Regions from separate parts of the Homo sapiens genome. Here region 2 is linked to region 1. A link is a contact called in ENCODE Hi-C or POLR2A ChIA-PET data. All regions are on one chromosome and are shown on one strand. Each heading gives the region's core, a stretch centred on a gene start or an enhancer-like site at or near the end of the contact. The rest is flanking DNA. Distances are from core to core; before and after follow the strand shown.

The links. A loop is a pair of places that touch in the nucleus more often than their neighbours do. ChIA-PET counts read pairs that join two places held with the same protein, here RNA polymerase II (POLR2A). Pooled maps may share reads with other maps.
Region 2: a loop to region 1 is called in a pooled map, with 2.0 times the contacts of the local background. The contact joins two enhancer-like sites. A Hi-C loop is called at or near these places in 1 of 50 pooled maps. POLR2A ChIA-PET finds 5 or more read pairs at or near these places in 3 of 52 experiments (HEK293T, K562 and common myeloid progenitor, CD34-positive).

What each region holds. Positions count from the first base shown.
Region 1 is chr1:51,213,447-51,216,459 of GRCh38, forward strand. All of the region lies in intron 1 of LINC01562 (long intergenic non-protein coding RNA 1562), which reads right to left. Among named protein-coding and RNA genes, the nearest start is that of LINC01562, 20 kb to the right of the region's middle. Within about 2 kb of position 1,570, at least 7 of the 41 ENCODE cell types and tissues checked have a DNase peak (open chromatin) inside an H3K27ac peak, as active enhancers do.
Region 2 is chr1:51,533,739-51,536,751 of GRCh38, forward strand. All of the region lies in intron 1 of EPS15-AS1 (EPS15 antisense RNA 1), which reads left to right. It also overlaps a transcript of OSBPL9 not described here. Among named protein-coding and RNA genes, the nearest start is that of EPS15, 16 kb to the left of the region's middle. Within about 2 kb of position 1,474, at least 6 of the 41 ENCODE cell types and tissues checked have a DNase peak (open chromatin) inside an H3K27ac peak, as active enhancers do.

The sequences.
Region 1 (3,013 bases), core at 320-2,819:
TCTACAAAAAAATGTAAAAAATAGCCAAGCACGGTGGTGCATGCCTATGGTCCCAGCTACTCAGGAGGTGGAGGTGGGAGGATCGCTTGAGCCTGGGAGTTTGAGGCTGCAGTGAACCAAGATCATGCTACTGCACTCCAGCCTGGGTGACAGAGTGAGACCCTGTCTCAAAAAGAAAAATAAGTCTGGGCGCAGTGGCTCACACCTGTAATCCCAGCAGTTTGGGAGGCCAAGGCAGGCAGATCACGTGAGGTCAGCAGTGCGAGACCAGTATGGGCAACATGGTGAAACCTTGTCTCTATTAAAAGTACAAAAATTAGCCAGGTGTGGTAGCAGGTGCCTGTAATCCCAGCTACTCAGAGGCTGAGGCAGGAGAATCGCTTAAACCCTGGAGGTAGAGGCTGCAGCAAGCCGAAATCGCACCACTGCACTCCAGCCTGGGCTACAGAGCAAGACTGCATCTCAAAAAGAAAAGAAAAGGAAAGAAAAGAAAAGACAAATAACTTTTTAAATAATTTTTAAAATATTTTAAAGGAATAGAAGTTGACTTTATAGAGCTAATAAAACGTCTGGAAAGACTGACATGGTACCTTGTCTGTGCAGCTCCTTTACAAGTTTTCTGTTCTCGCAGCAAGAAAAGAATGTCACTTTCTGGCTAAGCACAGTGGCTAGCGCCTGTAATCCCAGCACTTTGGGAGGCCAGGGTGGGTGAGCCCAGGAGTTTGAGATCAGCCTGGCCAACATGGTGAAACCCTGTCACTAAAAATACAGAACTTAGGAGCGTGGTTGTGCATGCCTGTAATCCCAGCTACTTGGGAGGCTGAGGCAGGAGAATCGCTTGAACCCAGTAGGCAGAGGTTGCAGTGAGCCAAGATCATTCCACTGCACTCCAGCCTGGTGACAGGCAAGACTTTCACAAAAAAAAAAGTTCTAGCAAAGCCAATTTAAACGAACCTATATGGCCAATCACTATTCTTGCTGCACTTTATGCAAATAATCAGGCCAAGTATATTGTGACTAAAACTTATTTTGCAAATTAATTGGTCCTGCTATGATTTATCCTTGCTGAAAATGGGAAACTAGAGAGAGAAGAATTATGTTTTAGAAGAAAAATTATGTTTTAGAAGAAATCTATAGTCCACCCACTATTTGATTCTAGCCCTGTTCATTGTTTGTGAGTTTTTGTTATTTGCCTACAGTAAGGATGAAATCATAAATTCTTTCCTGGTTACAAGTCCCTATACTAACGTTTCCAAATTTGTCTTCCACTTTTCTGACTTGGACGCAATACAATTGCTACCGTCTTTTTCCTGAGGCCCTCCAGGCTGAAGCTCATATGTTGTGACATACAAACTGCAGGCAAGAAAAACCTGTCAGATTGCCAGCATCTACTTCCACGTTAACTGAAGATGCTTCAAGTCTTACATCCAGACAACTCACCCAACTGCCCTCCAGACTCTAAGGAAGCCGGTTTATAGATTGTACCAAACATTAACCTTTGTTTTTCTTCTGTTTGAAAGCCCATCTGCGATGCCATCTTCTGATATGGGCAGCTTTTAGTGTGTGAAACTTCTAGGGAAGTTTCTGACAGGGTAATGTTGGGGCCAGGAAACCAATACCACAAAATATGGCGTTTTGACATGCTGAACTGAAGAAGCCTCAAGGTCTTTCTGACCTTCCCCCAACATGCACATATACTGTCTCACCCAAAGTCCCTATCTGCCTAACATCCAGACTCTCCAAAAGGAACAATTATTTTTTCTTCCCTTCCCTATAAGACCAAGACTGTAACCACACCTGAAGCAACCCCTTCACAAGATAATGTACAAGTTAATCTCTGTTCCCTGATTCATTTATTCTCCCTAGTAATGCCCTCAACAGAATTCCTCTTCCCCCTCTCACAACCTGTTTTGCCAGAATAGCTTACAAGCTTCTGAATCACACTGTAGGATGGGCAATCACCCCATGATTCTCCCCATGTATGCACATTAAATAAATGTGTATGCCTTTTCTCCAATTAATCTACCTTTTGTGAGCTGATTCTTCAGTGAACCTTTGGAGGGCAGAGGGGAGGTTTCCCTTGACCCGTAAAGCCTCAGTGTATCTGATTTACTCTGTGAGAAGGACCACTGAGTTGTAGGCAGAGTTCCTGACCCTCCAAATTACAAAAACGAGCTTTTTAATCCAAGCCTCTCCAAGCAGAAAAAACAGCCATCATTGAATAATCTTTCAAAATAGAATGTCCTATAGAAAATATACATTCGCTATAAAAATAAGCACTAGGCCATGCATTCCTTGGTTCCCACGGCCACCATCCTAGTTCAGGCCCCAATATTAGACCATTGCAACTGAGTCCTAACTACCTTTTCTCTGCCTCCAGTCTCTTCCATTAGTCCATTTCCCCTTGCCACCAGATTGCTGTTTCTAAAACACAGAGCTAATCATATGACTCTCTTGATTAAGAAAAACAGAAAAACAACTTCAGTGGCTCTCACAGCCTACTGGATCAAGTACAAACTCCTTTGTCTAGTATTCAAGGTCCTCCATTAACTGGCCCCAAACTACCTCCCAACACACACACACATACACACACACACACACACACACGTTCTTTCTCTAAATTTCAGCTTCCCTGAATGTTATTCTTAGAACACAGTGAACTTTCATTTCATCAAATATTTGTATGTGTTTTTCTCTCTAAAATGCCCTTTGGCCTACCAGTCTTCTCTTTCTCTTTTTTTTTTTTTTTTTTGAGACAGGTCTCACTCTGTCACCCAGGATGGAGTGCAGTGGTGCCATCTCGGCTCCCTGGAACCTCCGCCTCCCAGATTCAAGCAATTCTCCCACCTCAGCCTCCCAAGTAGCTGAGAGTACAGGTACACACCACCATGCCTGGCTAATTTTTGTATTTTTTTTTAGCAGAGTCAGGGTTTCGCCATGTTGGCCAGTCTGGTGTTGAACTCTTGCCCTCAAGTGATCCGCCAGCCTCAGCCTCTCAAAGTGCTGGGATTAC
Region 2 (3,013 bases), core at 224-2,723, 320 kb after region 1:
ATGGCAGGACATGAGACTAGAAAATTATCTGGAACAGGCAAGGGATTTTTGAATGCCAGGCTAATGCCTGGGCATTTTTTTTTCTTTTGTTTTTTCTTTTTTCTTTCTTTTTTTTTTTTTTTTTGCAGAGGAATAGATAATACTGAGGTTAGGGGTTAGAGGTTATTATTCTAAATAATTGATGCTGACTGGGCGCAGTGGCTCACACGTGTAATCCCAGCACTTTGGGAGGCCGAGGCAGGTGGATCATGAGGTCAGGAGTTCGAGACTAGCCTGACCAACATGGTGAAACCCCATCTCTACTAAAAATATAAAAACTAGCGGGGAGTGGTGGCACATGCTGTAGTCCCAGCTACTCAGGAGGCTGAGGCACAAGAATCACTTGAACCCGGGAGGAGGAGTTTGCAGTGAGCTGAGATCGTGCCACTGCACTCCAGCCTGGGCGATAGAGTGAGACTACATCTCAAAAAAAAAAAAATGCTCCCAGCTGTTTATCATGTTATGAAGTCATACTGGTTTTTTTGTTTTGAACAGTCTAGTAATTTTATTCTCCATCATGTCCTTAAGTCATATTAGGGAAGTTTTATGCTTTGGATTTTCTGATTGTCTTTTTAAGATCATCTCCCCTCTATGGCAATGATAATGTTGTTTCTTTCCAAATAATGTTCTGTCACATGCTCATTCACTTTTTTTTCCAAATGGCCTTCAACTTCATCCCCTGATGTTGGTAGGAAAGTCTAAGATCCCTCAGCAGTCTGAAGCTCCTCTCAGAAAGGGGTGAGGAGTGGGTTGGATAGGATCAGAACTATGCTGTCCAGGGCATTCAGACCCGTTGAAGTGGATAAGAATTAAAGGTGAACAGTCAGATCCTCCCAGGGAGAGGAAGCCACAAGAGACACAGCCTCACAACTGTGTTGTCACAGTGTTTTCAGAACTCAGTACCAATACCAGTGATGGGGCCACGCTTTTTGCAAGTGACGTTTATTATGTCATTTGAAAATATCAGAATCTCTCTCTTCACAGGCTAGCCAGATAAGTATTGAAACCATTAATTTCTCTACCATGTCACTGTGTCTTTGGGCAAGCCCCTTCTCTCCTCTGGACCCAGGGTCCTGCCTATAAAACGAAGGGGCTCTATTCATCCTCCTCTAGGATCCCTTTCAATTCTGACAGGCTCTAATTTTTCTGTTATCAGTTATTCTTTATTAAACTTACAGTATGTGCCAGCTTTTTTCAAGATGTGAGACCCTCTCACCCTCTTACTCCTCAACCCCCTGTTATAACTTATCTTGGGCTTTTCTTGTTTAAAACATTTGGAAAAAGTGGTGTGTTCACGGGACCTTTATTTGCCCTAAGACATTTGAGGGTAAATCATGTGAAGGCCTTTGTTTTCTTCCAGCAGCCAAAACAATAAAACCACCAAATTGCGTGCAGCATCATTTTCTACTGCCCTCAAGTGGTGGTGGCCCAAATGTCTTTTCCTGGTTGCAGTTTAAGGAATAAAACATGTTTTCAGAAGAACTCTAGGCATCTAGGAGAGGGTAGGAGAGTCATAGAGTCACAAAGGGCCTGAGGTGGAAAGGCCCTTACAGGATGTCTGATCTAAGCCCCTCGTCTTGAAAGGGAGAGACTGAAGTCCACCTTGGTTCTCTGATCAGTGAACAAACCTAGTTTCTTCTGTCTTTAAAGAGCTATCTTATGACCCTGACTCTATTTTTGGCTCCATTTCTCTGCTCCCATTCACAGTGAAATTTTCTAAAGAGTTATCTCCATACTGTTTCTATTTCTTCATCTATGCTTTATTATTATTATTACTTTTTATTTTTTTTTAAAAACAAAATAATAATCTCACTCTGTCGCCCAGGCTGGAGTGCATTGGGCTGATGTTGGCTCATTTCAGCCTCTGCCTATGGGTTCAAGTGATTCTCCTGCCTCAGCCTCCCAAGTAGCTGGGACTATAGGAGGATGCCACCACACCTGGCTAATTTTTATATTTTTAGTAGAGACAGAGTTTCACCATGTTGGCCAGGCTGGTCTCGAACTCTTGACCTCAAATGTTAACCCCCCACCCCGCCGCCCTTGTCTACCAAAGTGCTGGGATTACAGGCATGAACCACCGTGCCCACCTTTACACTTTATTTTTTAACTTTTTACTTTGAAATAATCTCAAACTTGCAGAAGAGCTGCAGAAATATTACAAAGAATTCCCAGATGCCCCAGAAGTTCTCATGTGTGGGCATATGCCTACATGCATATACATGGATATGTATATTTTTTCCTGAGCCATTTGAATTGCAGTAGTTACCCCTAATACCTTAAATATTTCAATGTGTATTTTCTGAGAAAAGGACATTCTCTTATATACCTACATACCCACTCAGTATGACAATCAAATCCAGAAATTTTAAATTGACATAGTGCTTATATACAGTCCATACTCAAATTTCACTAATTGGCCTGATAATGTCCTATATAGCAGTATTTTCCCCCATCAGGTTCTGATCCAGTGCCTGATCCAGGTAATGCATTATACTTAACTGTCATGACTTTTAAAAAGGTTTTTTTTCTTTTAATTATTATTTTTTAGAAACAGGATCGCGCTCTGTCACCCAGGCTGGAGGGCAGTGGTTCAATTACAGCTCACTTACAACCTTGAATTCCTGGGCTCAAGCGATCCTCCCACCCCTGCTTCCAGACTAGCTAGCTAGTACCGCAGGCACGCACCACTATGCCTGGCTAATTTTTTAAAAAATTATTTTTGTAGAGGTGGGGTCTCGTTATGTTGCCCAGACTGGCCTATAATTCTCAGCCTCAAAGTGATCTTCCTGTCTCTGCTTCCCAAAGTGCTGGAATTTCAGGTGTGAGCCACCACACCTAGCCTGTTATAACTCTTTAGTGTCCTTTAATCTAGAATAGTTCCCCAGTCTTTCACTATTATTCACGATATTCACATTTTTAAAGAGTACTGGCCAGGTGTTCTGTAGTGTCTCCCCCTGTTTGGCTTTGTCTCATG